Regions from separate parts of the Mus musculus genome. Here region 1 is linked to region 2. The links are chromatin loops, found by intact Hi-C in ENCODE. Cell type or tissue: left cerebral cortex. All regions are shown on one strand.

The links. Peaks named below come from ENCODE experiments on the same cell type or tissue, not always from the same donor. Only the 100,000 strongest peaks of a DNase experiment are listed, where the experiment ranks them.
Region 1: it touches region 2 in a loop (3-fold over the local background); 2 of 42 quality-filtered maps call a loop at or near these places.

The regions. Positions count from the first base shown.
Region 1 is chr15:42,373,103-42,381,102 of GRCm38, reverse strand. No RefSeq gene overlaps it. Among named protein-coding and RNA genes, the nearest start is that of Gm41313, 290 kb to the left of the region's middle. In left cerebral cortex, no CTCF peak of the experiment used is centred here; DNase peaks (open chromatin) are centred at 4,213 and 4,656; H3K27ac peaks cover 322 bases.
Region 2 is chr15:42,581,893-42,589,892 of GRCm38, reverse strand. All of the region lies in intron 1 of Angpt1 (angiopoietin 1), which reads left to right. Among named protein-coding and RNA genes, the nearest start is that of Gm41313, 80 kb to the left of the region's middle. In left cerebral cortex, no CTCF peak of the experiment used is centred here; a DNase peak (open chromatin) is centred at 4,019.

The sequences.
Region 1 (8,000 bases), 210 kb after region 2:
CTGTGTAGCCAGTCGCTATCTCAACAAAGGAGGCTGTGCAGTCCCCTAAGGATATGAAGAATCTACCAAATTTCAGAGCTGAAATGTACTGTTCCTCTTACCTACAGCACTCATTGTCCCACTGTCTAAAACAGACCTAGAAAGAGAAGTGAATTCTGAGAAATGTAGTTCTATTAGTGCTAAACTCCTACCATTCCTAAGCATTAGAATTCACAACTGTAAAACCATAAAAAACAACAGCAACAACAACAACAACAAAACCTCAAGTTGGACCTTTACCATTAGAAATGAGAAACACACTACTTCAGCAAAGAAATGGCAAAGTCACAAAGCCTAAGTAAGCCCTTTGACTGCTGTCTTCCATATCTCCCATAGGCTACTGCCTCCAGAGAACTCTACACAGTCTGGACACTATTGCTAGTTCAGCTCTTTTTCTCAGGAAATGCAAATAAGCATGTAAAATATCAGATATGCCTTATCATACCACAGGGATAGCATGTCAATTAGGCATCTAACAGTCAAATAGCATATAATTAGATTTTTAGTCAAGATAATACAAATTATTAAAACTAAATTAAATCTAGCATCCATCATTTTTTAATAATAATCCATACACCAAAATGAATATTGCTATTAACCATGTAGCTGATAAATATTCTAATAATAACTATATTGATGTTTTGGTGTTGTGGTGGAAAACTAGAAAAATCAAAGAAAAATGTCCAATCATCTTATTATAAAATATTTTCTCTTTATTTTATGTATACATATATATATATAATTTTATGCTTTTATATGTACAAGATTTTGATATCAGTGCCCAAGAGTTTCAGAAGAATGTTCAAAATATGAAATGATGGTTTGTAAATAGCAAGCATTCAAAGAGAGCCCTTTCACAGGAAACACACACTTATGATGTGTGTATATGAACATGTGTGTTCAGTGCAGTGGTCATCTGAGATGTATAAATGTAAGTACCTCAAGGATTGGTAAGCTTTTCCTATCATAGATCAGTGAGCAAATACATTCATCGTTGAGGGCCATATGGTCACTGTCTCATCTAACAAAAGCTGCCTGGTATTATTAGTGCAATAGCATCTATGCATGAGGATAAGAAATGGATTGACATTATTTCTTCCAAGAAAAAAAAAACTTGGCTTAAAGTTTGAATATGAGCTAAATTTCATGTATTGTGAAATTTACTTAATATTTTCTGATGACTTAAAATAAGTGCTATTCTTTCCTCATAATGTATAAAAATATATCATGCTGCATGGTAACTCATAGGTTATTTATATCTAACCAATCTCTCATCTGTTTTAATAGAAATTGCTAGCAATGTAAGAAAATCCAATGTGTTAAATGAAATAGTGAATATTTCATATAAATAAATTTAAACATCTAATTTCATCACAGAAATTGGGAAATGCAAGATTGTTTTAAAATATAATTAATTGTTTATCATTAAAAGACAGTGATAATAGACCAAAGTTATTGTAACTGTAAGTTACAATGCTTCTTTCTCATGTTAGAGCTGAAATAGCATAAATGCTTCATACGCTTGCTATTATGTCTAAATTTACTTAATAAAATAAGGAAGGCATTTTTTGCCTTTGGATTTGTCTTTAAATAAATGTAAGCTGTTTGAATAATTACGTTTTTTCTTGGTTATATAACCCCATGTCAAAAATAATTAAATTATCTCTTGTCACATCATCATAACCAGTGTGGTTGAGTATCTTGGTTTTTCTATCGTATGGAAAAAATGAAAACTCAAGCTTTTTGCCAATGTATTTCTTTCCCCAGTGCTCTGAAACCAGTTGACAAAGCCATCAGTTGCCATAGAAGCAAAAGCATAGAAGTTGTAATACACAAAATATGTCAAAACATGGTATGGATTATCACATCAATCTAGCATGTAAGAAAGAACCTCACAACCCTGCCAGTTGATTATGGGATTGTCTCCCACAAGGGGCAAGCCTGGTATTCCATCAGGAAATATCACATTACTGTGTTGATTCCATTATGTTTATCTTCGGCAAGTGTTCTGGGCGATGTTGTCAGAGGCAACAATCTAAAGGACAGGGCTTTCAATCTTTTAGAAACAAATCAGACTAAAAAATCAGGATTTAAATTCTGTGAACAAAAATACAATCTAATCTTTATCTCTAAGGAGAAATACTCAATAATCATATCAAACTTTTCTCTGTATCTAGCTATATGTTCTACATTTATGTTTTTATTTTTAATTCTCTTCAAATAACTCAGTAGTATAGAAGACAATACATTGTAACTATTCACCATATTTAATTTCCAAATTCAAGTTTGCCTAAGTTTCAAATTTGGAATGCTTGAACTTACACCTCTTGATCTTTTAGTATTTTCTTACATTGCTCTCTTTCTGTGAAAGTGGTAACTAAGAACAAACATTTATTATTATATTCCTCTATTTTCATTGGAAATATGCCACTGTCCTGACCAAAGAACAAATAGAGAAAATAATAAAGACTGTTTTAAGTTAGATTTAAAAATAACTGGCGATTACCCAGTGTGGTGGTGAGTGACTATAATCCCATCCCTTGAGAGGTAGAGGGAGGAGGATCATCAGTTCAAAGCTACCCTCAACATCTTAGAGATTTGAGGTACATTTAAGCTACATGAGACCCAGGATTAAAGCAAACAAATAAAACAAACATCAGTAAGACAGAACAGTGATGTGAATGTAAATGATAGACCATAACTATAAATTGACAAAATGTAGCTATTTCAACTCATTCCCCAGTCTTTTTGACCTGTTCATTAAAAATTAACTAAAAGTAGAAAAAAAAGTTGTAGATAAAATGTAGGGTTTTAAAAATCCCTTATTTTATATTTCGTGTAAGAGAATCTATACTAATAAATATAGTTCACTAAAAATGTTTTATGCAATCATCAAAAATACAAAATAACAAAAACAAAGAAAAAAATATAACAAAACCTAAAGGAAGGCAGAAACTATTTTGAAACTCATACAGGTATATATCACACACATAGAGATACAATCAGAAAATAGGTTCTGCTCTTGATCCACAAAAATAAATGTGCCTGTGATACCTCATCCCAGATGTACAGTCATTATTATAAAATATCCTTCTTCTAAGTATTATATAATTACCAAGTGTTTTCCCTAAATAGGAAACCTGGCTGTCTACGTGAGTGCTTTCATCCTAAAGTTTCAGTGTTAAACTAACACATTCTCTCTGTCAGTGTCTTCATTTGCAAAATGAAAATTAAAAACATTTACTTCCTGAGGACTTTTGAAAAATCAAAGTGAAATGATGTAGGTAGAAATCTGCAAGATGAAAGCACATCACATTGGATAAATCCCCTATAATTCCATGACTTCTCTCATAAATGCACGATTTTCGCCGTATCTGTCATCACCCAAGAGCTCCCCATCATCGCAAAATGGTCAGACGAAAGTGAATAATGGGAAATCCTACCCTCTTGATGTATTTCATCATATCAAACTCTCAACACTCTTTTGCAGGAGGTTGTATATAATTTAATGAAAACTACCAAGGGGACTGTATACCACATGTAGTTCAGGGAAAGAGGTATGAAAATAGAACATACAGAATGTTAATCATTTTGTTAGAAATTTTCAGTTTTTAAAGTATTCAGTATAATACGTACTTTGTTTCATAATTGGCAAAATAAGGTCCAAGATTTCACTATAAAATATTTTATGCACACATTGTGTATAGAGTCCAACACAGTATAATTTGTTTTGTTCTCTCTATACCCTTGATAGGAGTTTTTTTAAATCTCCATCTTAACCAGCACCCACAAGTTACCTTTTGTTAACTCTAACAATATGGAGAACTCAGGTACAAGATAAAGAAGACTGTGAAACAAATCTACTGAGAATCAAATAGGACTGGGGTTGGGGTGGGGTGGTAAAGGAGGACTTGGTGAATGACTAACATAGGTGACTAATGACCAAAAGAAACGAACTCAATAGCACTCCTAAAATTACACCCACAGGTTAATTCCTTTCTAAATCTTTTTTTTTTTCTTTTTACTAACCACTCAACCAAATTTAGGCTTGCTTCCACATACAACAAAAGCTTCCCTCTTTGCTCCACACGCAGTCAGTTGGTTATCTTTCATCTTCAGCAGAATGAGTTATTTGTCAAAACAACATAGTTACTGTAGTGAGATGGCCATAGGGTTAGGCTAGCACAGAGAGCGTTTGTGACGAATAGACTTACTTTGTTCCTATCTATTGTATAACCAAAATTCATGACCAAGGCCTCAAGTTTAAATTTCGACATCTAAGCAAAAATTTCAGAGAGGGTTTTCTTTATCTATTTTATTCTGATTTTAATTGCTCTTGCTACATTTTAAGGGAAAGTATGCAGACCTTTAAGTAGTCAAAGGCTCCAGATTTTCAGTGCTCCTTTCAGTATAGGAAGCTTAGTTCTGAACTGAAAGTAGACCTTGAACTCACAAGATCTGAAACAGCAATTTCATATCTATATGATGGGGGGTTGGAATCTTAAAGCTAAAAGCCCCAACTTACCAATAGGAAAACAGTGACAATCTCGACTAACATTTTTACTAGGAAAAACATATGCCACACATATGTGATAAAGTTTCAACCAAATGACAAAGTTGTTACTTTTGGCACTCTCTCCCACAATGACTTATTCTCAGCCAGTTGTCATGGAAAAAGAAATATTTCTGGACTGCCTATTCTGCAGAGAAATTTTCTAACTATACAGAAGAGTTGAATCTATTAAATTTGCTTACACTTAAAATAAGAGAAAGTCATTGGCAGAGTTAAATCTTAGCACACATTGTAAGATGAAGACACTGGTGAACAGAGAATGAACACAGTGTCCAACAGAAGTCTTTGAAAGAAGCAGGTATGAGCTGCGAGGTTCCAGGTGATGAGCAGAAGTTTGAGAGAAGCAGCATGAAAATAGTGATGCTCTAGAAAGCCAATTGCACTAGGATCTGGAAATCATGCTGAGAGTAGCTTGTTTTAGACTATTAGAAAATAAAGTTGTCAAATAATTTGGGGTATACTAATGGCACAACACCAGAGAGGAAGACTGAGCTCAGAGGAGTCACTCACTAGCCAGATGGTGGAAATGACAATTGCATATAGCCGAAAGCTCTTAAAGTCTCTAAAAGTGTGGAAAAGTATTATACTTGTTGAAGACAATGAGTATGAAATCTCAACATGAAAAGAGAAAGCCTATGATATCTCTCTTACAGTCTTCTCTCTACTCTTCTTTCTCAGCATAAGAGACTCTACTTCAGGAGGCAGGGGCATTGTTGAACTTTTAGGCCCATAGATGGAAGCTGATTGGTGAATTCCAGAGTACCAGGAGCTCTGGAGATACCATTCCACAATTCTCTAAGATGACTCAAAAGACACAATGTAGACTCTGACTTAGACTTTGTTATGGAAAAGGGATATAAAACAAACCCACAAAAAGCAAAAGCAAAGGATGAGGTCCAGAGAAAGCTGTGGGTAAGCGTCTGAGCTTTCTTCTCCAGCAGAGTCATTGGGAAGCACTAAAGGGCTGTGCCTCCTCTCTGGAAAAGTCCACCTGGAACTTTCAGGAGAGGCTGCATTCGATAACCACAGAGTAATTGCTTCCTCTAAGATTGGGAATTAAAATAAGTATTCCATTGTTGTCATTTTATTAAAAATTCTACTCAGGTTTCTAGATCAGGCAACTGGATAAGAACAGCAAATAAAAATGCCCAAATCAAAAGGGAAAAATGTATCCTTATCTTCACAAAGAACATGATAAAGTTAGAAAGATCCACTGTAACTATTTTATATTAACAGTTTTCTGCTACTGTAACAAAATACCCAAGCCTGAGAAATCACCAGGCAAAGAAGTTCATTTTGCTAGTAGTTTTAGAGGCTGAAATTCTATTGATTTGTTCACTTGGAGAAGATCCACAGTGGATGGCCTCAAAATGGTGAGAGAATGTGAGGGAGGAAGAGACATGGTTTCTTGTCACATGACACAACATGAAGTATGTGTGTGTGTCTGTGTGTTTGTGAGGGAAGGAGACAGGTGTAACAGCGTGCTACAGGTTACTCTCATGATGCTAATGATAACTAATGAAGGATCCCAGAACAACCGTCTTAATCTTTCTTTCTAAGAGTAAACTTCCCATCATCTGACAATATCCCATGGGGCAGAAAAGGCCAAATCTCTGTCTCCTTTCTTGAACTGAGGCATTTATCATTTTCTACTTGTGGACAGTTAAGTCTTTTGTTCTCCACACAGGGAGCTCTAATACTTTGAACAGTGGGGTTAACTACCTGGACTTTAGAGTCTCAAGTCTTAAGGTCCTTAAACCTTGACATTTTTGAGACAATTCTCCACTCAGACCTCATTGGGAGTCTGCATGAAATGGTGACAGGCATCAGATTGTAGTTGCAGTACCTAGATTTGAATTTCAACTCTATTATCTATTCTCTGTGAGATTATAGGCAATTCACAAAACCATCTCTAAAATCTTTCTTTTATTAATTATTTTATATCCTAAATGTTGCCCCTTCACAGAGTTCCAACCTACTCCTTCCCCTTCGTATCTCCCCTAGGGATATGCCCCCACCTCGTGGCATCAAATCTCTACAGGATTAAGCTCATCTTCTTCCACTGAGGCCAGACAAGGCAGCCCTTTGCTACTACATATGTGTGTGTACCTCTAAAATCTTTTAAAACAGGACCAGACTTCTACTCTTTTCTTTTCCAAACTAAATTACTACATATAAATTAACACATAAAGCATCATCTTTTTTTCAATATAATTATTAAATAAAGCAAAACTTTCCAGTGATGTGGTCAATTGCTATAATGCCGACTTAATTCTGACCTAGCTTCCAGATTGACAAAGTAATGCTATTGTATTTATTAAGGTAGTGATGTCAGTGTCACTGTTTTGAAACAAAAGTTTCAGGATTAATGAAGTTTTAGAAGTCTTTCTATGGTACTGGTATGATGAACTCACATTTACTGAAAAGAACAAATATTACTATGTTAAACCATCCCTGTCTTAGAGACCAGCCCACAGAACATGCAGAACATGGAGAGCATTCCATCTCTTCTCAAATTAATTGATGGGAAATGATGCTCAGTGCTCAAAAGAGAGGGAGAGAGATAGATGATAGATAGATAGATAGATGATAGATAGATAGATAGATAGATAGATAGATAGATAGATAGATAGATAGATAGATAGAAAGATAGATAGATAGATAGATAGATAGATAGATAGATAGATAGATAGATAGATGATAGATAGAGAGAAAGGGAGAGAGAGAGAGAGAGAGAGAGAGAGAGAGAGAGAGAGAGAGAGAGAGAGAGATCCATTCTATTAGTTCTGCTACTCTAGAAAACCCCAGCAAATACACCCGTAACTCGAAATATGCTTCCAAAGTTAACAAGGTGAACAGGAAGAGTCTGGCTCAATTACTTATAATTTAACTGATGTCCAATGTGTACTTTTATATGTAAAGCACAGCTCAAGAAGCAGGAGGCAATTCCATTATTTATCAAGCATTCACACCTATTTGTACCCTGTGAGGAACACAGGACTTTATATAAAATGAGAGCTTTCTAACACATCATGACTAACTAGGAAAGAAACCATGAGGCTTGGGAGGGATATAGAGAATTTAACATTACTACCATTGTTTTCAAAAGGAAGTGAAAAGGGATACCAAAGATTTCTTGCATGATGTCCCAGTGAGGAAATTCTTATTGCTAGCTGGAGAAGGGCAGATGAAATCAACGGGGTGGGAATAAAGCTCTTCTGACCTGGTGACTTATCTAAGCAGAAAGTCTCTTCCCTTGGTGGTACTTGAGAGGCCTTGTTTGTACTCACTTGATCCCTGCAGCTCTCCACCCTACTCCCAACCCCCATCTGCCTGAAAACAGTTAAAAGGCAAAGCAGTAAATCAGGAAGTCTCCAAACACAGCAGG
Region 2 (8,000 bases):
CAAAGTCAGCCCTCCAGTGATGCCTCTTTCCCAACAAGGCCATAATCCCCAAAGAGTTCCACCAACTAATAGCTATGAGGACCATTCTCACTCGCACCACCACACTTTGTGAGACTGTATGCCAGGGCTTGAGTTTGGATATCAGATTGTGGGAGGTAATTCTCTCCACAAACCATGCGATCCTGAGGGATTGAACTCAGTCTCTTTGGCAAGCACCTTCAGCTGCTGAGCCATCTCTAGGTCCCCGAAGTCATTCTTGATTGTCACAGTGTGTGGGGTGCCAAGTAGTAACTGAAGATGGTGATAGGAAGCTTTCTACAAGTCACAGACCAGCCTCTCCATATAAACCAATGACTGCTCAATTATCAACAGTATCAAGGATAAGAATCCCTGACCATATATGAAAGGGAAACATACAGATTTCTCCTGTGATCTCTATCAACCATGTGCAGGAAAAACAGCCTAAAGATAAAACACTGTAGATCACTTAAAGAAGAGAAGCAGTGGTTCCCTGCTCCTGCTCATGACTAGTGGGTAGAGTGACTAACCTTGAAGCTGACCTTGATTTTGTACTTTAAGTCATCAAGTCCAAGTATTTCTCAATTGCCATGTTTGTTTAGGTAAAATAGGTTCAATGTTTATAAAAACATGTCCTAAGTTGCCCAAGTGATGCATATTTCTTTATGAAATACCACGATTCTAGCTCCTGATTTGCCTGGTTTTTGTTTTTAAACCCAAACTAGTTTTCCCCTCAATCTCAATTACTACACCTGCATATCAAAATCCAAATTTTCTACATGATCCCATTTAAAGTAATATTTATGTATGTTTCCCTGAATTTAATAGTACACATATGCTGAAAGTATCTTTGTTAGTGTTACTGAGTGTTAAAGGTAAGATAAAATAACACCTAGATATGAGAAAAATGAAGATAAAGTTAAGAATAAATACACTCCAAATATTTCATTTACTAGTATTAACATGATTAGTATTAAATCTATTCTTCAAAGATTATATCTGAAACTTATGTATTCTCGGAATCAGTATAGAGATCAAAATGCTGTACTGCTAAAAGAGCAAATCTTATGAATTTAATGCTTATTTCACTGTTTTCATGCCTAGACATTCTCTTCTTGAGAAACAATACAAGAAGAGGGAAGATAAGCTTTCTTATTATCTATAGTATATGCAACAAATAATTATTTCTTGAAAAGCTCAATTAAGATATAAGGATTTTGAGTCCTTAGCTTATTGTTAGCAGTTTCACAGTGTCTGTCATGTAAGTTTGGAGACAGTTTTATTTCATGGGGAAGCTATAGCTCGAAAAACTGTGGAGGCTTTTGAAAACATTAACCTGATAAGTAATTGGCTGCCTAACATTCTGGGTAGCTAACATAACAACATATCATAACATAACACAGTAATAATAATAATAATAATAATAATAATAATAATAACAACAATAACAATAACAATAACAACAACACCATCAATGATAGACTGGCAAAAGTTTTTGAGAGAAAATTATAAGCTACCAAGGTCTCATTTTAAAAAGCCCATGATTTTACTTTCATCCATACATACTAATTGAATATTTTATGCTAACTGTAATTGTCTATCCAGAAAAACTTCCATGCTTTCTATTTATTCCCTTTGCCAGATCACCCATTCTGGCACTTTGGGGATAATATGAAAGCTACTGTTGTATAAAATTATTCACCGGCTAGGGCTCCCATTCATTTAATCTCTGAAACAATCTCCTTTGTGTAAGGTTCAAATTAAGCACCTTGTTATTTAGACAAACAGTCTCAGCCATCAAAAAAATTAGCTCCCATTATAGAATGTGGGAAAGGTAGGCAGAGAAAACAGCAGCAGCTCCAGCAGCCCCAGCAGCCCCAGCAGCCCCAGCAGCCCCAGCAGCCCCAGCAGCCCCAGCAGCCCCAGCAGCCCCAGCAGCCCCAGCAGCCCCAGCAGCCCCAGCAGCCCCAGCAGCCCCAGCAGCCCCAGCAGCCCCAGCAGCCCCAGCAGCCCCAGCTGCCCCAGCAGCCCATGTACTTTGTGGACTTCAGTTCAAAAGGCAGGCTTTTACATGCTGTCTGAGTTGAAAAAAGCAGAAAGTTAGAAATGGCCTTCAGTACTTGAGGATCCTGACCTATAGACTTTATCCTCTGTTCTGAGTTAGATCACAATGTTAAAAGGTTAAAATGTCGCAAGTCTTACTCTAGTGTGTCCTAGAGGTCTTGAAGTTGAAGGTTGCAGTTAAAATGCTTTCAGAATGCTGCAAGTGTTAGGGTCCAGCAGTTTGTGAGCTCTGTCCTTGCTCTTGCTTTGCCTGCTAACCTTTGTGTCCAGGACTGTCTACACAAAAGGAGCATGCAGCTGCCAATGGAGTGAGATATGAAGGACAGCAAGAAGGCTACTTTGTCTCTTGAGTCTGTCACAACCTCAACATCACCTAGTACAGCACCTAGCTTAATACATCTTGTTGGATGTAGGACTAATAGGTATTACATTCTATGCGGTAGACAAAAGCAGAGGATCTTAAAACATAGATATAATCAAATGTTCCTAATTTTCAGGAGACCCATGATGTAGACAGAAAAGTAGGTAAACTTAATGCAATTAAGTTTAATAAATACATTTCTGAGTAAGTGTAGGTGTAAACCTTTAGAAGTTATCAAAAAGAACACTAAAGGTCCTGGTTTTAGAAAAGTCTGTAGAGAGAAGTGTTTTTCATCCTCACTGAAGTGTAACATTAATCGCAGGAAAAGCTACCATAATGGTATTGGTCCCTTAGGTATTTGTAAAGGATAAAAGTATGTTGCTGAGACCTAAGAACTGATTTGGGAGAAGGGAAAATAGAATGAGTCCTCAGACTGCTCTCAAAGCAGAGACTGGAAGGAGGACCCGAGCCTACCAGGACAGACCCATGCAGCCCAAGGACACAGGTTGAGGGACCAGGCATTTCTCCACCAAGGAAAACTGCACTCTGGGCTTCTCATCCCAGCAGACCAGCTGCACTAAGACAGACTCCTCATAAATAGTCATGTTCTTTGGAGTAAAGATATGTTAGTTGTGCTGTTTTCCATCTTCTATTTAAGTATGGAGAAGAGAGAATATTGTATTGACTAGAGATGCCAGAACTAGTTTTGAGGTTACTGGCTTAGAGACAGGATGGGAGGTCATTTAAATGATTCCTTTACTTCAGATTAAATAATCCCTTGCCACCTTTTGAAGCCCTTCTATGTTGTCATTATCATCTGCACTTGGATTAGCCAGAGAAAATAGTAAAAATAGTAATCATAGTAAAAATGAGCTTCCTGACTGATCATAGGTGTTTTCAAATGGGAGGAGCTACTGTTGATAGTAGGTAAATCTCTAAATGAGCAAATAGATCAGTGAGTGAAGGGCGATGAATGACAAACATGATTCAATATCCCAATGTCCCTGACATCAGTGTTCCATAGACCCCCATTCTCTGAGCTCTGCTTAGGAGAACATATTTATTTTAAGTCTTTTCCCCAAATTGCTGCTTCCTACATCACATGCTGTAGTTTTATTTTCTGTGTGATTTTTTTTTTTTTTTTTTTTTTTTTTTGTCTGAACCCAAAGCTTCAATATATATTCTGGAAACCAACAAGCAGAGAAGGACCTACAAAAGATAAAAGCTCAACTTTAGGCATAAGCCTTAAACAAAATATGCCCTGCTTCCTCCTGTCCACTTTAAAATTCCAAAGATAAGAGTGCCTGTATTTGCAATCCATTATCGCTATTTAAACATCTTTCACTGCCTTCACTGTGCTTTCTAAGGAGAGGGATAGAGTGACTCTGAACAGTAGCAGTTCATAGACAGCAGGGCCCTCCCCTCCCACCTCTTTCCCCCTCTTTGTATTTTTCCTACTTTCAGATGAACACTTTAGTAACAGATGGAAGCACACTTAATTTTTTTTTTCTGTGTGAAAATTCTCAAGACAAATGAAGGAAAACAAAACCTTTTTTACAGCAATCTTTTCAGACTTGTAAAAATTCCCTCTAACAAGTGACAATTTCTACTTTCTAAGAATAACTAAGCAACCACTGGAACCAGACAGCTCTTGCAAGATAAGTTTTATTTCGCTGTTTAGCGTACACAACAAGAAACATATGGAGAAGATAGCAGACACTTAGAAGTAGAGAATTAAAAGGGAATCCCCACTGAAAGCACATTTTACGTTGTTATTGCAAAACCACAAAGTCATTGACAATAGTGAGCTCTGGAAACAGCTGAGTTTGGCTTTCTCAAATGGTGGCCGACTAAATTGCTGTGTTTTTTTTTTTTTTTTTTTTTTTTTTTTTTTTTTTTTTTTTTTTAAGAGAATGACATTTCTGTACATTACTCTCAATTGAAAGTTGAGTTCAGGGCTCTGTGGGGATGTTTTCTGAATTCACTTTCTACTATGGGCGTGAATGAGGAAGTGAGCTTACAGCCCACCAGTGGTTTTCATAATAATAGGGGAACAATGGCTTTTGAAAGTCACAGATAATCCCCAGTCCTCATTGTAGTCATCTGTTCTAACCCAGCCTCCCTTTAACAGCTAGCAAACTGCAAAATTGACTGATGATCTCTCCTCCTTTTTTGACCCAGCAGACACAGCCTCTTGTAGAAGTACCAAGAGCAATGAACTGACCCAAAGTCAGTGAGTAGGAGGGAGAAGAAAAATCAAACCAAGAGATTAACCCTTAACTCTTTGTTGGCTATTTTCCATTTTCAGTCCATTTAAGCTGTCTTGGATATGGTTTCTTCAAATAAAGATTAATGATAATAATGATAATAATTTTTGAGTTCATAATATGTCATTTTTTTCTCTTCCTCATCTTTCTCCACAAACCCACTCTCCAAATATGCTCCTCCTTGCTCTCTTTCAAAGTCCTTCCTTCTTTGGGGATATGATCTTTACTGAAGACATTTTTGTTGATTTTTTTCCCTTTAGAGGTGACCAACCATTTCCCATGTGCAAGCTAGAGGGAATGCAAAGCACTTAAGTGAGGTCCAGATAGGATGTCACATCTCATGATACTAAATACAATATTCTCATCTTACATCAGAGCAAAGAGCACAGCCTTCTAAGTTGTGCACAAAGCCATGCAAACTGAGAACAAAAATAAAAGTCATAAAGTCCAGAATTAAGTCCAGAGGCTGTTCCTCAGTGTTTGATACATACTGTCTGTATATGTTGATTTTTTTTTTCTCCAGTGTGTCTTCTGATATTTGTTATATCCACTTCAAAAAGGGCACCCTGCTGTTTATAGAAATATGATCTACAATGAGTTATGTTTTGACCTTCCCTAGTTATCATAGTGCTTTTAAGTCCCTGCATCATGAATTAAACATAGAACAATCTTATTAATTTAAATAAAATCCACCTACTGGGGGCCATATGTATGGCCTGGGTCAGCTCTGTGGAATCACCATTGTGGAACAGAACGCCCCCCTCGGCCCGTCTTTTCTGTTTCGATTGTACAAGAGCTAAGAATGAGCACCAAAGAGGAAGGAACCCATCAATCCAAGTCCCCTGCACTTCAAAGATGCTGCACTTTCTCAAAGGGCCAATGCACTAGCAAGCTTTCAACAGACACAAATTCACTGTGAGCAGTTTCCTAAAAGAGTAGAGTTTATGTAAAATGGCCTTTTGTTTGCTGAAGGATTTAATGGTAGAGAGAATTTCTTTGTAAGTATAAAAATACTTCTAGAATGGCCATTCCTATGATGATTTATGGAGGAACAATTCTGTTCCGAACATTTTGCCAAGCGCTTTACATAAATTACATGATTTAATTATTCTCAAAACCTTGTAAGATAGCAATTATCATTATTCCTCATCTGTGTTGGTATAAATAACAGAAAGGACGCACAGGCGTCTTTGCTGAAGCTTAGACAGCAAGAGAATTTGTATTGCCTTTATGTTACTCCACAATATAATTAAATTAAAAGGACCTACATGAGAATATTTATTTATTTTTCCTTCAAGAGTTTCCTGATGGTCATAAAATTCCATTCTTGCATCCTTTTAAAAAGACATTTCTTATAATTTTAACTGCCACTGGTCACTTGTCATAGGAAGTGTTGCTTTTCCCTGTCTGTCCATGTGTAAGGCATGGTTTATAACCTTAGGACATTTTCTTCCATGCTTGTTTCCATTTTATATTATCAAATATAAAATTTTCTCAGGTTAAAGTTATACATCCTACATATGTGATACTTGTTAATGTGATGTATTAACAGAAACATTGAACTAGGACAAATACTAATGTCATTATTTACAAATAGTTTTCATGAATAGATATGAGTATTGTATATATCATATATAGATATGTAGGGAAGTAGATAGGATACTGGTCAAAAAATATGATGAGGGATTCTATAAATATAATTTGCCAGACTTCAATATATGTAACAAAAGGTTGAAAATTATGTTATTATAAACAATAAAACTGTCATTAGTCATGTAATTTTCTCAAGGATTTAAACATATACTCTATTTTTAATAATTTTAATTTTTATAAAAAGTAAAATTTTACAAACAATATGTTCTGAACATAGTTCGCCCTCCTCTAACTCCTCTTAGACCCTCCCACCTTCCCACCCACCCAAATCCAAACCCTTTATTTCTTTCCCTTGTTAGAAAACAATTAGGCAATTAAAAAATAAATCTGCCTACATGTACCACATGTAAATTCTTGAAATATGCATAAGTATGTACATAGTTTAAAACAGTTTATCCGGGTGGTGGTGGCACACTCCTTTAATCCCAGCACTTGGGAGGCAAAGGCAGGCAGATTTCTGAGTTCAAGGCCAGCCTGGTCTACAGAGTAACTTCCAGGACAGCCAGACCTACACAGAGAAACCCTGGCTTGAAAAAACATGAACAAAAAACAAAAACAAAAAACAACAAAAAACCAGGTTAAAATAAGTATATTACTTATAAATATTTTATATTTATAATCTGAGCTAATAATTTTATTTATAGTAACATACAAAGAAAACACAGAGGCTCATCAATTTTTATTTGCACAAGTAATTGTCATAACTATATTTTAAACAAAACTTAAATAATATAAATTCGACAAAATTTATATACATTTGTATTATAATCATTTGTTTACATTATGTTAGTTTGAAATTAATTATTTTAAAACTATAATTTACTTATTTATAATATATTACTATGGAGGAAAAGACAAGAAGTTATATATATGTTTGTAATTTCAATGTTGAAAATAAATGCTTTCTAAATGTAACTAGATATTTACCAAACTACATTATGTAGTTTATACATACTATATACATAAATATGAATTTCTAAATTATAAAGATGAAATAAGCCATTATCTAATGGTGGTGATATTATAAAGGAATTTTTACCATTAAAATGTATTTTTACTTAAAATTACTACAATTAATATTCATTTCTTTCATAATTATAAATCTCATTTAAGCTTAGAAGAGGACATTTCTTATGAATATATCAATGGCTTATACACTAGGTTATAGATGCAGATATTTCAAGCAGTTATAGTCCAGTGCAAATATAAGATGCTTTAGTATATGTGTAAGTTTGGAGCAAGTCAGTTTTGCCCTTACTCCAAGATCCGTGAGCTATAGCAAGTATAGTAATTTCCTCCACATTGTTCAGGCTCAATTCAGCTTAAACTAGAAATGGGTTATTTCCAAACTCTGATTTGTACTGTCTATGATGACATCAGTTTGTCACTATCAACACTTTAAATTGTCAACTACATTCATTAGAGTACAATTTTCAAAAAATTGATTTCAATGTCTTCTTACAGAAGCAAAACAATGGGGCTTATTCTAAGAAAAATGTGCATATTAAGTTAGCAGCTGTTATGCAGTGAAACGGACAGCTATGCAGGATATATTTTACTTGAATTCAAAAAGCACATGTATTAATCCTCAAGTGAAGCTTAAAATATCTGAAAATGAGGAAAATACTTGAAGAGAT